2 separate regions of the Homo sapiens genome follow, and region 2 is linked to region 1. Evidence: chromatin contacts called from ENCODE Hi-C or POLR2A ChIA-PET data. All regions are on one chromosome and are shown on one strand. Each heading gives the region's core, a stretch centred on a gene start or an enhancer-like site at or near the end of the contact. The rest is flanking DNA. Distances are from core to core; before and after follow the strand shown.

What was found. Hi-C counts contacts between places; a loop is a spot of excess contacts on that map. ChIA-PET counts read pairs that join two places held with the same protein, here RNA polymerase II (POLR2A). Pooled maps may share reads with other maps.
Region 2: a loop to region 1 is called in a map with no recorded cell type, with 20 times the contacts of the local background. The contact joins the promoter of NFKBID here to the promoter of LSR in region 1. A Hi-C loop is called at or near these places in 1 of 37 single-sample maps with no recorded cell type and 4 of 50 pooled maps. POLR2A ChIA-PET finds 5 or more read pairs at or near these places in 1 of 52 experiments (H1).

What each region holds. Positions count from the first base shown.
Region 1 is chr19:35,242,548-35,250,287 of GRCh38, reverse strand. LSR (lipolysis stimulated lipoprotein receptor) reads right to left here and starts at 1,286. Exons shown (of 10, transcript NM_205834.4): 1 at 1,157-1,286. The coding sequence starts at 1,265. RefSeq lists silencers at 1,123-1,192, 1,603-1,682 and enhancers at 795-1,596, 1,597-2,399, 2,533-2,702.
Region 2 is chr19:35,894,215-35,901,954 of GRCh38, reverse strand. It overlaps NFKBID (NFKB inhibitor delta), which reads left to right and starts at 1,415. Exons shown (of 12, transcript NM_139239.5): 1 at 1,415-1,513; 2 at 3,133-3,236; 3 at 3,423-3,483; 4 at 4,099-4,304; 5 at 4,897-5,042; 6 at 5,124-5,229; 7 at 5,417-5,563; 8 at 5,686-5,737; 9 at 5,827-5,975. The coding sequence starts at 1,453. RefSeq lists a silencer at 1,382-1,531 and enhancers at 1,431-1,986, 1,892-2,141, 1,987-2,543, 2,556-3,127, 3,128-3,700.

The sequences.
Region 1 (7,740 bases), core at 37-2,536:
GTTGCTGTGAGCTCAGGGAGGTGCTTCAACAGGAACGCCACCTGTCACCAGCTTGACACTCGCAAGTATGTGGTTTACAGAGTGCCTGGCACACATTGTTCCTTAATTGCCAGGACCAGTGAGGTAGCCACGATAATCATGCCCATTTTATAGACCCGTGGGGCTGAAGTGGCAGGTGCACGGTGACACGGCCAGTTTCCTTGGACTCGCCCGCCATCCCTCTTCCCAGCCTGTGGCCTCTGAACCACACCAGTCCCCTCTTCCCTTTGCCATTCACCCACAACAAGGGGCCTCTGTGTGGCCTGGGCAGGCAAGCCCAGATGGCCATGTTGATGCCCCCAGCGCCCAAGGCCCCACTTCAAAACCGACTACGAAGGATTCCAGGTTACCCGGGGCCTTTTGAATTTGGAGGGAAAACCATGGAGTTGTTTGCCTGAACTGCTTTGCCATGGAGGGACTAAAGCCCCCACAATATCTCCATCAGCCTCCCACCACCTCACCCTACTCTAAAGTCATTTCAAATGACTGAACCAAAAGTGTCTCGGGAAAGACCTCATCACCACCCAAATATCCCATCCAGGTGAAAGCCTGCCAGCAGAAGTCGGTTTCAAGTCCGTAAATCCATCCCACCAGACTCTTACGCACGTATAATCCGGAGCCCGCGGGAGGTGGGTGGGGTGCGGGGGATGGGGAGTCCCCAGTCCCACACCCACCCGAGGCCTAGGCATTGTTCCTTCGTCTCTGTCCCTCTAGGAAGCGTCTGATCCAGCCCTCCCGTGCCCTCTCCCCGTTACTCCAAAACTTAGAAATCCCCGGGTGCGCCCAAGTCCCATCCCGGCTTTTCTTTTCCCAGAGATCGGGCGGTCTTCCACTCCCTCCCCACAAAGAGTTCCATTCTCCCTGCCGCTCCGGGTCTCACCGTCCAGGGAGTTTCACTTCCTGCTATCTTCCAGATAAGGGCGCGGGGAGCGCTCCCCGGCACAAATGGGGAATTCCTCTCACTCCCGCGCGCAACAGATCGCCCAAGACCCAGGGGATCGGAAGGTCCCAGCCTCTGAGACCCCCGCTTCCCGCTTCCCGCCGCCTCCAACTCCATCCATCCCCCTCTACAGTTCCCTCCGGCGTTCCGCAGCGTCAGAGGCCCCGTGCCCCGTACCTGTGCACCAGGTGCTAAGCAGAAGCCACACGAAGACGACCGCGTCCCGGCCTGCGGCGGCCGGGTGGGAGCCCAGCCCTCTGGAGAGCCCGCCGGCCAACAGCGCCATCGCGGCCGTCTGGGCGCGTCTGGCCCGCGCGTCCCTTCCAAAGTACCTTAGGGGGCGCGGCGCGCACCAAGGCCAGGAGGGGTGCACGCTCCTCCCCTTCCCACTTCCGTTCCTTGTCCCTACTCCAAGTCCGTCCTGTTGCATTCTGGAAGTTTTAATGAGCGTAAACGACGTGGACAAAGGGCATGCTTTCAGATATGGGGGAGAAAGGTGCTTGACCCGCCGCGGTCCTCCGAGCCACACTCCACCCGCTGCGCGCTCCGGTGAATGGTTCGGCCCAGGTACACAAGGGTGGGAGCCGAGGGCTGGGCTTAGGGGTGAGCGGCGGGGAGGGGTTCCTCTGCCTCCCTCCCCGGAAGTGGGCTGACCCAGGTGCGCTCCGTCCCCCAGGGCCCGAACCAAGTGACTGGCCCGCTGGGAGGGCGCCTGCGGACCACAGGTCCCTTCCGGCCCCCATCTGCTCCGGCCAAACCAAGCGCACCGAGATCCATGCAACCGAGACCCACTTGGAGCGATTCACCTGTTGAGATAGGGCGGGTCCCGCCGCGCACCTGTTCCCTCCCTGCCCAAACCCCTCTCCCCGGCTGGCGATGGACCCGCCTAGGTGCGCCCTGCCGGGAGGAGCGAGTCTAAGCAAAGTCCTGGCTGGGAGAGGCTTGTTGGTGGCGCCTGACTTCTCCACTTCCACTGGGGTTCCTCCGGACCGGGTGGAGGGGGGGCGCTTCGGGCCTCCTGTGTCTCCCAGTTAGATGACCTGAGGAACCCTCTAAAGTCCCCGGAAGGGAAGCTCTGCCCCCTCAGGGATGCCCAAGGGGAATCAGGGCCAGGAAAAGTTGGAATTCCACTTCGGAAGTTTTCGCCACCTCCCCCACCCGTTCCCAACTTGTGGTTCGGCCCCTGGGCATCCCTAGCCCCCGGGTCAGCCCTCCGGAAATTCTGGCTCTTAAAGGGGCCGAGCGAAGGCGCGGGGCTTGGGACCGGTTTCCGCTTAGGAATTCCCGGAACGAGCCACCTGCGACCGAGGGCGGGGGCGCGGCGCGGCGATCAGCCTGCGCAGCGCTGGGCGTGACTCTGCTGTCTCCAGGTGGCGGCGAGGGAAAGCGCATCCTGGGGGAACCCTGGGCGCTTCCTCGCGTTAGACTCCCCCAGGTTGCCAACTGGCCAGTGGCTGGTTTCGGTACCCAGGCGTGCTTTGTTCTACTGGCCCTGTTAAAACTCAAGCCAGATCACGTCCACCTGCTCACAGCCCTCCTGTGGCTCCTCCTCACTCTCAGCAGAAACTGACCTTCCCCCTCTTATCTCACCTCCTCCCACTCTCTCTGGCTTACTCAGCTTCGGACACCCTGGCCTCCTCGCTGTTTCCAACTATACTTCTCACAGTCCTCAGAGCCATCGCCCGTGCTACTCCCTCTGCCAGAACACCCTTCCCGCAGATGTCCACATGATCTTCCTCCTCCTGTAGGACACCATTGCAGTGACACCTTCCCTGGCCACTTTTTATAAAATTTCAACCCGTTCACGTCCCTTCATCGTTTAAAAAAATATTTTTATGATAAAATATGCAAACTATAATATTTATCGCTTTAACCACTTCAAGTGTAAAATTCAGTGGCATTAAGTATATTCACAATGTCGTGTACCAATCACCACTCTTTATCCCCGAAACTGTTTCATCATCCCCAACATAAACTCTGTGACCATTAAACAGTAACTCCCCATTCCCTGCTACCTGTGCCCCTAGTAATTTCTATTCTACTTTGCTTACCAAATTGCCCATTCTAGGTGCCTCATATAAGTGGAATCGTCTAACATTTGTCCTGTGTCTAGTTTATTTCACAAAGAATAATGTTTTCAAGGTCCATCCATGTTGTAGTATGTCGAAGCCATGTAGCATGCAGTAAGATCAAAATTTCTTTTTACAGCGGACTAGTGTACCATTGTATGTATATGCTACGTTTTATTTATCCATTCATTTGTGGATGGACCTAGGTTGTTTCTACCTTTTGACTATTGTAAATAGTGCAGCTGTGAACACTGGTGTACAAATATCTGCTTTCATTTCTTTTGAATATATGCCTAAGAATGGAATTGCTGGGTGACTTGGTAGTTCTATTTTTAACCTTTTGAGGAACTGCCAAACTGTTTTCCCCAATGACTGCACTATTGTACATTCCCACCAGCAATGCACGGAGGATTCCAATTTCTCCACATCCCCACCAAAACTTATTATCCATTTTCTTGATTATGGCCATCCTGGTTAGTGTGAAGTGGCATCTCATTGTGGTTGTAATCTGCATTTCCCCAATGACTAACGATGTTGAGCATATTTCCACGAATTTATTGTCCATTAGTATATCTTCTTTGGAGAAGTGTCTATTCAAGTACTTTGCCCATTTTTGAATTGGGTTGTTTGTTTTTTTGTTGTCAAGTTGTAGGAGTTCTATATATATTTTGAATATTAATCCCTTGTTAGATATATGATCTGCAAATATTTTCTTCCATTCTCCAGGTTTTTTCACTTTCTTGATAGTGTCCTTTGGTGCACAAAAGTTCTTAATTTGATGAAGTTCAATTTACCTACTATTTTTTCTTCCTTGTACTTTTGGTATCCTATTTATGCAGTTGTTGCCAAGTCCAATGTGATGAAGATTTTCAACAATATTTTCTTCTAAGAGTTTTATAGTTTTAACTCTTAAATTGAGTCTTTGAGCCACTTTATTTTATTTCATTTTATTTTTTGAGACTGAGTCTCACTTTGTCGCCCAGGTTGGAGTGCAGTGGTGTGATCTCCGCTTACTGCAACCTCCACCTGCCGGGTTCAACCGATTCTCATGCCTCAGCCTCCCGAGTATTTGGGATTACAGGTGCATGCCACCACACTGGGTTAATTTTTGTATTTTTAGAAGAGATGGGGTTTCACCATGTTGGCCAGGCTGGTCTCGAACTCCTGACCTCAAGTAATCTACCTGCCTTGGCTTCCCAAAGTGCTCACATAGGTGTGAGCCACTGCACCCGGCCTGGGCCATTTTAATTTTAGTATGTGGTAGAAGGGTCCAACTTCATTTTTTTGCATATGGATATTCAGTTTTCCCTCTACCATTTGTTGAAAACACTGTCCTTTTCCCATTAAGTGGTCTTGGCTTCCTTGTCAAAAATCAATTAATCATATATGTGAGGGTTTGTTTCTCGGTTCTGTATTCTATTTCATTGATCTATACGCCTATCCTTATGCAAGTACCATATGTTTTAATTACTATAGCTCTGTAGTAAGTTCACAGATGGAAAGTGTGAGTCCTCTAACTTTATTCTTCTCTTTCAGTATTGTTTTGGTTATTGGGGGCCCCTTAAAACTCCATATGAATTTGAGGATCTGCTTCCATTTCTTTGGGAAAAGACGTTGGAATTTTGATCAGCATTGTGTTGAATCTGTAGATTGTTTTGGGTAGTATTGACATTTTTAATGTTAAGTCTTTCTATCCATGAACACATCTTGCCATTTATGCCATTTATTTAGATACTTGTTAATTTATTTTATCAATCTTTTTTTTTTTTTTTTTTTTTTTTTGAGACTGAGTCTTGCTCTGTCACCCAGGCTGGAGTGCAGTGGCCCAATCTCAGCTCACTGCAAGCTCCGCCTCCCAGGTTCACGCCATTCTCCTGCCTCAGCCTCCTGAGTAGCTGGGACTACAGGCGCCCACCACCACGCCCGGCTAATTTTTTGTAGTTTTAGTAGAGATGGGGTTTCATCGTGTTAGCCAGGATGGTCTCGATCTCCTGACCTCGTGATCCGCCCGCCTCGGCCTTCCAAAGTGCTGGGATTACAGGCTTGAGCCACCGTGCCAGGCCTTATTTTAGCAATCTTTTGTCATTTTCAGTGTACAAGTCTTTCACCTCATTGGTTAGATTTATTCCTAAGTATTTAATTGTTTTAGATGCTGTTGTAAATGAAATTGTTTTCTCAATTTCCTCTTCGGATTGTTCAGTGCTGGTGCATAGAAACATGACTGATTTTTGTGTGTTGATCTGGTACCCTGCAACTTGTTTATTAACTGTAGTAGCTGTCTTGTGAATTCTTTTGGATTTTCTATACATAGATCGTGTCATCTGTGAATAGAGATAGTTTTACTGCTTTCTTTCCAATCTGAATGACTTTTATTTCCTTTTTCTGTCTGATAGCTCTGGGTGGAACTTCCAATACAGTGTTCAATAGCCATGGTGAAAATGGCCATCTTTGTCTTACTCCTGATCTTAGGGGGAAAGCTTTCAATCTTTCACCATTGAGTATGATGATAGCTGTGAGTTTTTCATAAATACCCTTTATCACATTGAGGAATTTTCCCTGTATGATTAGTTTTCTGTTTTTTTTTTTTTAATCATGAAGGTGTGTTGAATTTTGTCAAATACCTTTTCTGTATTAATTCAGATGATCATGTGTGTGTTTTTTACCTTCATTCTAATAATGTGATGTATTACATTGATTAATTTTCTTATGTTGAACCACCCTTGCATTCCTGCATAAATCATACTTGGATATTTGAGTAATCCTTTTAATATGCTAATGAACTTGATTTGCTAATTTTTTTGAGGATTTTTGTATCTATATTCATATGGGATATTAGTCTGTAATTTTCTTTTCTAGTGATTTCTTTATTTGGCTTTGGTATTATGGTAATACTGGCTGCACAGAATGAGTTAGAAAGTGTTTCCTTCTCTTCAATTTTTTGGAAGTTTGAAAATTATTTGTGTGAATTCTTCTTTAAATGTTTGGTTGAACTAACTCATGAAGCCATCTGGTTTAAGATTTTTCTTTGCTAGGTGGTTTAAAATTAGTGGTATTGCCACTTTCATTTCTGATTTTAGTTATTTGCGTCTTCTCTCTTTGGTGCTTCATCAGTCTCACCAAAGGTTTGCCAATTTTGTTAATCTTTTCAAAAAACCAACTTTTGGTTTTACAGATTTTTTTGTCTATTCTCTTTCTCTATTTTATGAGTTTCTGCTCTAGTCTCTATTATTTCCTTTCTTCTGCTGGCTTTGGGTTTTGTTTGCTCTACTTTTTCTAGTTCCATAAGATGTAAGTCAGGTTATTAATTTGAGATAGTTATTCTTTTTACATGGGCATTAATAGCTATTAATTTCCCTCTGAGCACTGTTTTTGGGGCATCTCATAAGTTTGGTATATTTTGTTTTCTTTCCTACTTGTCCCTAAGTATTTTCTGATTTCCTTTGTGATTTCTTCTTTGACCTGTTGGTTGTTTAAGAGAATGTTGTTTAATTTTCACATATTTGTGAATTTTCATTTTTCCTTCTATTATTGATTTCTAACTTTATCTTGTTGTGATCAAAGAAAAGAGTTCGTTTGATAGGTATTTTAAAATCTACTGAGATTTAACTTATGCCTCAACATGTCATCTATCATAGAGAATGTCTCATGTGTACTTGGATTTTTTTTTTAATTGGGTGAGTGTTCCATATGTATCTGTTAGGTCTAGTTGGTTTTTGTGTTGTTCAAGTCCACTATATTTTTACTTACTTTCTGTCTGTGTGTTCTATCCATTATTGAAAGTGGGATTTTGAACTCTCCAACTATTATGGTAGAACTGTGTATTTCTCCTTTGAGTCTATCAATTTTTGCTTTATATTTTGAGGTCTGTTATTAGGTGCAGAAATGTTTATAACTGTTACATCTTATTGAGATATTTAACTTTTTATTAATTTGTAATGTCTGTCTTGTCTCTTGTAAATTGTTTTGATTTAAAGTCTATTTTGTCTGATATTCGCATAGCCACTCAAGCTATCTTTTGGTTACTGTTTGCATGGAATATCATTTTCCATATCTTTTGCTTTGAACATATTCGTGCCTTTGGATCTAACATGAATCCTTTATAGACAGCGTATTGTTGGGTGGTTTTTAAAAATACATTCTGGAAATCTCCATCTTGATTTAAAGAAATGACTATCAGCAAAATTACTGCCATTTTGCTACTTGTTTTCTATATACCTTATGGCTTTTTGTCCCTCATTTTCTCCATTACTGTTTATGTTTAATTTTTTTTTTGTAGCGAAATGTTTTGATTCTCTTTTCATTTCCAGTTGTGTATATTTTGTAGCTTTTTATTTTGTGGTTATAGAGGAGATTATATTATATATAAAACCTAAAATTATAATACTCCAATTTACATTTATACCAGCTTAATTTCGATAGTATATATATAAACTCTGCTCTTATATAGCTCTGTCACTCCTTTTCCTTTTTCTTTCTTTTTTTTTTTTTTTGAGATGGAGCCTTGCTCTGTCACCCAGGCTGGAGTGCAATGGTGCAATCTTGGCTCACTGCAGCCTCTGCCACCTGGGTTCAAGCAATTCTGCTGCCTCTGCCGCCCCAGTAGCTGGGATTACAGGTGTCTGCCACCATGCTCGGCTAATTTTATTTTTCTATTTTTAGTAGAGATGAGATTTCGCCATGTTGGCCAGGCTG
Region 2 (7,740 bases), core at 166-2,665, 650 kb before region 1:
ACACACTGAATGGGGGAAGAGGAGGAACTTTGCCAGGGAAATGGAGAAAGAGGGAGGGGACCCCTGAGAGCATGGCATCTTGAAAGCAGGGGAGAGGCCACCGCAGTGGCTCATGCCTGTAATCCCAGCACTTTGGGAGGCCAAGGTGGGGGGATCACCTGAGATCAGGAGTTCAAGCCAATATGGTGAAACCCCGTCTCTACAAAAATACAAAAATTACCCGGGCATGGTGTCAGGCTCCTGTAATCCCAGCTACTTGGGAGACTGAGGCAAGTGGAGGTTGCAGTGAGCCGAGATCTCACCACTTTGCCACTGCACTCCAGCCTGGGCGACAGAATGAGACCCTCTCTCTAACAATAAAAATGTAATAATAAAATAAAATAGAAAAGCAAGCAAGCAGGGGAGAAATAGGGCCAACATGGTCAGTGCTGTGAAAGGTCACCAAGTGAAACTGAGAGTGGCCTCCCACTGGAATGCCAGCTCCAGGGCTGGGAATTCCTGCCTGCTTAGTTCACAATACACAGCAAAATGCCTCCTCTGCTGCAATAAATTATTTTAAATGATGAATGAGTAAATGAAACCAGACCTCTAAAAAGGGTGATGTAGGGGAGAGGGAGAAATTGAGCCACACCCTATACCCTTACCCACAGACCCTTCCTCTGGGAGTCTAGACCCCCAGTCCTGCCTCCCTCTGGACCCAGTAATATTCTCCCTGCCCCCACCCCATCTCCATCCCCACTCCTACCCCTACCCCCATGGGCAGGACCCAGGAGACAAAGCCTCCAGCACCCCCTTAGACACAGACCCAGAAATCCAGGCCCCAGCCAGGCACCATGGCTCAAGCCTGTAATCCCAGCACTTTGGGAGGCCAAGGCAGGCGGGTCACCTGAGGCCAGGAGTTCGAGACCAGCCTGGCCAACACGGTGAAACCCCATCTCTCCTAAAAATACAAAAATTAGCCAGGCATGGTGTCCAGCACCTGTAGTGTCAGCTACTCGGGAGGCTGAGGCAGGAGAATCGCTTTAATTCAGGAGGCGGAGTTTGCAGAGATCGCACCATTGCACTCCAGCCTGGGCGACAGAGACTCCTTCTCAAAAACAACAACAAAAAAAAAAAAAAAAAAAAAAGAAAAGAAAAAAAAGAAAAAGAAAAGAAAAGAAATCCAGGCCCCCCGGTTTCTCCCTCCTCTTGGAGCCCGGTGCCCTAGGCTCCTTCAGAGCAAAGATCTGGACCCCAGCTCCCTCCTTCCCGGGGGGACTGAGTAGTCCGCCTCCCAAGTCCGCCGCGCCCATTCAGGGACTGCGTTCGCCGGAGCGCGACCCGGGGACTCCCAGGCCTGTGGGCGGGCCCTGCCCAGGACTGGGCGGTGCCATAACCCCTAGTTTAAAAACTCGCGGGTACCGGACCCAAGATCGGGGACCCGGCGGCGGCTCCGCGGGGGAAACAGCGAGGCTGGCGCAGCGCCGAGGCCGCGGCCCTGGGGGCCCGCAATCCACGCCACGGAATCCCCGAGGTAATGGGCGCGGGCAGGACGCGTTCGGCCCCCTAAGAGAGTGAGGGACTGAGGATCGAAAGACTCCCGAGGCCCTGAGGGACGGAGCTGAAGCGTCAGTCCTTTATCCCGAGAGTGAGGGCCCTAGGTGTTTGGAGGAGGAGGGGATCGTGGATCGTGACAGAGGGGCGGCTGGGATCCCAGACTTCTGGGTCCTGGGGGTGCAGGGGCCTGGGGATCCAGGATCGCAGGGCCCCGAGGGTGCAAGGGCTGGGAGGCTTGGGAGGCTGGATCTCTGGGTCCTTGGAGGTGCTAGGGGTTGCTGGCAACCGAGACTCCTACCCCTAGAAGCAGGGACTAGGCTGAGTGCGGGGGGGGGGGGGGGGGGCGTGGTTGCTTAAAATCGGCGTGGGTCTCGGTGGGGAAGGGTCCGGAGCCTGGCCTCAGGGTCTACGCTGGCGGTGACCCTGCCTCTGCCCCGCCCTGGGATTTCCGGATGGCCACCCGTGCGGGGCTGAGCAGGAATTCCCCTTGCGCGGGGATTCCACGAGCGCCACGATCGGCCGCGCGCCCCGCCTCGGAGCAGGACACCTGGGGCACAGGACTTGGGGGGAAGGGGAGGATGGAAGATTCCCTTGCGTGAGCGCCGTGGCGTCAGCGCGCCGCGTCGGGGCTGTTTCCGAGCCACCTCCTCCCGCCCCCGCCCCGCGCAATCCCCACTTAACCCTTCCTCCGCCGGAACCCAGGCTCGGAAGGGTGAGGGTTCTGTCTTTCTGAGTCGTGGGAAGGAGTTTGGGAACTGGGGCTCCCAGGTCCTAGAGAGGAAGGAACTGAGGGTCCAGATTCCTGGGGCCTGAAAAAGAGACTGTATGGATGGGCCTTTTTTTTTTTTTTTTTTTTTTTTTAATGGAGTCTCTCTCTGTCGCCCAGGCTGGAGTGCAGTAGCGCGATCTCCGCTTACTGCAACCTCAACCTCCGCCTCCCGGGTTCAAGTGTTTCCCCTGCCTCACCTGGGATATACAGCCGCCTGCCACCACGCCCGGCTAATTTTTATATTTTTAGTAGAGACGGGGTTTCACCATGTTGGCCACCTGACCTCAGGTGATCCGCCCCCCTTGGCCTCTCAAAGTGTTGGGATTACAGGCGTGAGCCACCGCTCCCGGCCCGGGGTGAGGCCTTTGACTTCTCGAGGAGGGGCGCTGGGGACTCCTGATTTCCGGGTCAGGTTCTAGGGAAAAAAATGTTGGGAACCTGGATGTGAGTCTAGGGAGTGACGCCTGGCGCCGGCCCCCCACCAACCCGCTGACTTCAAAACTTGGATATCTGGGGGTGGAATTTTTTTACGGAAGTGGGGTGGTTGCTGCAGAGGGGTGCCCTCCTCCCCCTTCCTCACTTTCCGCGACGGTGGTGGAAAGTTGGGTCAGAGGGAAAGTGCGGAGCAAAAGGAAGGAAACGGCGGAGGCGGATGCCCCACCCCAAATCTTCTAATGGCTTTGGAGGAGTCAGGCGGCATCTATGTGCCAGTTTTTCCGCGCGGGAGGGCGAGGAGGGTGCCCAAACCCACTCCCCGCGCGCCACCCCCGCGGCATTTAGGTGACTTAAGGACCCTTGATGACTTCCCCCTCTCCTCTCCCGCACAGTGAGCAGGGGTGAGCGCAGCCACTGCCCAACGCAAACCGTGAAGAAGCTTCTGGAAGAGCAGAGGCGCCGCCAGCAGCAGCAGCCCGACGCTGGCGGGGTGCAGGTGAGGCCAGGGAGCCACAGCTCTCCGGAGGCCCCGTGCTGTCCCGTAGGGACTCAGCGGCTTGCCGGGCCCTCGGGGCTGATGAGAGGGGTGGTCCTGACCGAAATGTCTTATAGATCCGAGACAGACCCGGAGGAATCTGCCAGATAAAGTCACCTGGGTTCCTTTTTGCTTTTGTCTCTACAGGGACAATTTCTCCCTCCCCCAGAGCAGCCCCTGACCCCATCTGTGAATGAGGCTGTGACTGGTAAGTTCTCTCAGCTCCCGGCCTCCCCATCCCCCTTCCCTAAGGGACTCAGACATCGCAGCTCTCAGAACTTTGGGACACCTGGGAGTCAGGCCCTCATTCTTCCCTTTTTTTTTTTTTTCTGAGACAGGATCTCACTCTGTTGCCCTGGCACTGGAGTGCAGTGGCGCTATCTGGCTCACTGCAGCCTCAACCTTCTGGGCTCAAGTGATCCTCCCGCCTCAGCCTCCCAAGTAGCTGGGACCACAGGCGATGCCACCTTGCTTGGCTAATTTTTTAAATTTTTGTAGAAACGGGGTCTGGCTATGTTGCCTAGGCTGGTAGGCCCTCATTCTTGCTGGAACTCAGTAGCAGTCTGATTTCCTAGGTTCTCTTGAGTCCAGTAGTCTATGCACATAGTCCTACGGAGCCCCAGGGCCCAGGCTCAGCCTTTTTAGTGCCCCAGGAGTCCAGGCCCTCAATTCCTCAGTGTCCCAGGAATCCAGGTCCCGGGAGCTTGGTGTCCCAGAAGTACTAACTCTCAGTACCTTGGGAGACGCCAGGCCCTCTAGCCCTGGATGTGACGTCCCCAACTCTGGTAACCAGACCTGCCCCTGCCCCTCCTCTTACACGCAGGCCACCCTCCCTTCCCAGCACACTCGGAGACTGTGGGTTCTGGACCTAGCAGCCTGGGCTTTCCAGACTGGGACCCCAACACGCATGCTGCCTACACTGACAGCCCCTACTCTTGCCCTGCTTCTGCTGCCGAAAATTTCCTGCCTCCTGACTTCTACCCACCCTCGGACCCAGGGCAGCCGTGCCCATTTCCCCAGGGCATGGAGGTGAGATACAGAGTGGGTACAGGATGCTGAAGGGCCCCTAAAAATTCGCAGTTGCACTCCTGCAGTATTCTGAGATGTCTGGAGCTCAGTTACGATTCCCTTTTCCAGGCCGGGCGTGGTGGCTCACACCTGTAATCCCAGCACTTTGGGAGGCTGAGGCAGGCGGATCACTTGAGGTCAGGCGTTTGAGACCAGCTTGGCCAACATGGTGAAACCAAAAATAAAAAAATTAGCTGGGTGTAGTGGCGCACGCCTGTAATCCTAGCTACTCGGGAGGCTGAGGCAGGGGAATTGCTTGAACCCAGGAGGTAGAGATTGCAGTGAGTAGAGATTGCACTGCTGCACTCCAGCCTGGGTGACAGAGCAAGACTCTGTCACCGAAAAAAAAAAATACCCTTTTCCAGGTGGGCAAAACTGAGGCCTAAAGGTCCAAGGTCACTTGGCATAGATGGGATACCCAGGGGCTCTGCATGCAGATGTGTGTGTGGTGGCTTGGGATGGAGGAATTCTCAGCTGACTGGGTCTCCCCACCACCTGCACCCTCCAGGACCCCCCAGACACCCAGTTCTATGTAGGATCTTCTCTGCCACAGGCTGGACCCTGGAGAGTTTCTGCACCCCCTTCAGGACCCCCACAGTTCCCCGCTGTGGTCCCTGGACCATCGCTGGAGGTGGCCCGAGCTCACATGCTGGCTTTGGGGCCACAGCAGCTGCTGGCCCAGGATGAGGAGGGGGACACGTGAGTATAAGGGATAGGGTTGTCTGCAGACTCTTGGCTTGGTGGGGGCTGTTCTCACGGCTGTCCCCCACCTGTCCTCAGGCTCCTTCACCTGTTTGCGGCTCGGGGGCTGCGCTGGGCGGCATATGCTGCGGCTGAGGTGCTCCAGGTGTACCGGCGTCTTGACATTCGTGAGCATAAGGGCAAGGTGAGGCTTGGGGCCTGAACTCTCCTGGGTTCAGGGGAGGAAGGAGCCTGGGGCCTGGACCCCTGGATCCTAGAGAAGAGGGGAATGGGGGGTGAGCTCCTGGGGCTGAGGGGGGATGGGGCTGGGAGCCTGGTTTTCTGACGGGAGGGAACCAGGAGCCCAACCTGACTTCTCCTGTGGCCTGCAGACCCCTCTCCTGGTGGCGGCTGCTGCCAACCAGCCCCTGATTGTGGAGGATCTGTTGAACCTGGGAGCAGAGCCCAATGCCGCTGACCATCAGGGACGTTCGGTCTTGCACGTGGCCGCTACCTACGGGCTCCCAGGAGTTCTCTTGGTATGGCCAGCTGGCAGGCAGGGGTTTGTCTGGGGGGTAGACTGGTTGCCCAGATTTTGGCTTCCAGGGCCAGGAGGCCAGGGGATACCCTTACCCAGCAGTCTGCCTTCTCTTCCTCCCAGGCTGTGCTTAACTCTGGGGTCCAGGTTGACCTGGAAGCCAGAGACTTCGAGGGTAAGTTGGGTGTGGGCAGGGCTGGTGTGGTTGGTGTGGCTGGGCGAGGTGGGTGCAGATGCGGGTCCCTCACTGTCTCCATTCTGCAGGCCTCACCCCGCTCCACACGGCCATCCTGGCCCTTAACGTTGCTATGCGCCCTTCCGACCTCTGTCCCCGGGTGCTGAGCACACAGGCCCGAGACAGGCTGGATTGTGTCCACATGTTGCTGCAAATGGGTGCTAATCACACCAGCCAGGTGAGCGGGGATGTGGGCGGTCAGACCCTGGGAGATTGTGTGGAATGGGGCCACTTGGATGTCCGGGAGCTCCAGGCAAATGCTGACTTTGCCTCTTCCTTGCTGCGTGCCCTTGAACATGTTACTTCACTTCTCTGTGCCTTAGGGGTTTTTTGTTTGTTTCTTTGTTTGTTTTGAGATGGAGTTTTGCTCTTGTTGCCCTGGCTGGAGTGCAATGGTGTGATCTTGGCTCACCGCAACCTCTGCATCCCGGGTTCAAGTGATTCTCCTGCCTCAGCCTCCTGAGTAGCTGGGATTACAGGCATGAGTCACCACGCCTGGCTAATTTTTTTGTATTTTTAGTAGAGACAGGCTTTCTCCACATTGGTCTTGCTGGTCTCGAACTCCCGACCTCAGGTGATCCACCTGCCTTGGCCTCCCAAAGTGCTGTGATTACAGGCGTGAGCCACCGCGCCCAGCAGGGTTTTTTTGTTTGTTTGTTTTTTTGTTTTTGAGACAGGGTCTCACTCTGTCGCCCAGGCTAGAGTGCAGTGGTGCAATCTCATCTCATGGCAAACTCTGCCTCCCAGGTTCAAGTGATTCTCCTGTCTTAGCCTCCTGAGTAGCTGGGACTATAGGCGCACGCCACCATGCCTGGCTATTTTTTTTTTTTTTTTTTTGTATTTTAGTAGAAGTGGGCTTTCATTGTGTTGGCCAGGCTGGTCTCAAACTCCTGACCTCAAATGATCCTCCCACCTTGGCCTCCCAAAGTGCTGCGATTACAGGCGTGAGCCACTGTGCCTGGCCCCTAGTTGTTAACTGGGAATAATATTACTGACCTTAGGGTATGTTATCAAGCACTTACTATTCATTCATCAAGCACTGAGTTTCATAGATTAGCTTATTGAAACCTCACAAACACCCTTTGACATGTGTACTCTATTTTCTCTATTTTACTGAAAAGGAAACAGGCATGGGAAATCAAAAATCTTTTTTTTTTTCTTTTTGAGATGGAGTTTTGCTCTTGTTGCCCAGGCTGGAGTGCAATGGTGTGATCTCGGCTCACCACAACCTCCGCCTCCTGGGTTCAAGCGATTCTCCTGCCTCAGCCTCCCGAGTAACTGGGATTACAGGTTCCCACCACCACGTCCAGCTAATTTTGTATTTTTAGTAGAGACAGGGTTTCTCCATGTTGGTCAGGCTGGTCTCGAACTCCCGACCTCAGGTGATCTTCCTGCCTCGGCTTCCCAAAATGCTGGGATTGCAAGCGTGAGCCACTGCACCTGGCCTCAAAAATCTCTTTGAGACAGGGTCTCACTCTGTCACTCAGGCTGGAGTGCAGTGGCATGATCACAGCTTATTGCAGCCTTGACCTTGTGCACTTAAGTGATCCTCCCACCTCAGCCTCCCAAGTAGCTGTGATCACAGGCATGCACCACCATGCGTGGCAACTTTTTTGTAAGGTGGGGTCTAACTATGTTGGCCAGGTTGGTCTCAAACTCCTGAGCTCAAGCAATCCTTCCACCTCTGCCTCTGAAAGTGCTGGGATTACAGTTGTGAGCCACTGCACCCAGCCTGAAAAATCTTATAGCTTGTGACTGTCAGAGAGAGAATTAGAACCCAGGTAGTCTGACTTTAGAACCTAGCTTTTAATTATGTTCTGTTCCTTTCCTGTGACAGTAGCTCCTTCATAGGCTGGCTGAGAGAATTAAACATCCACAAAAAATGTTTATTTATTTATTGAGATGGAATCTCACTCTGTCACCCAGGCTGGAGTGCAGTGGCA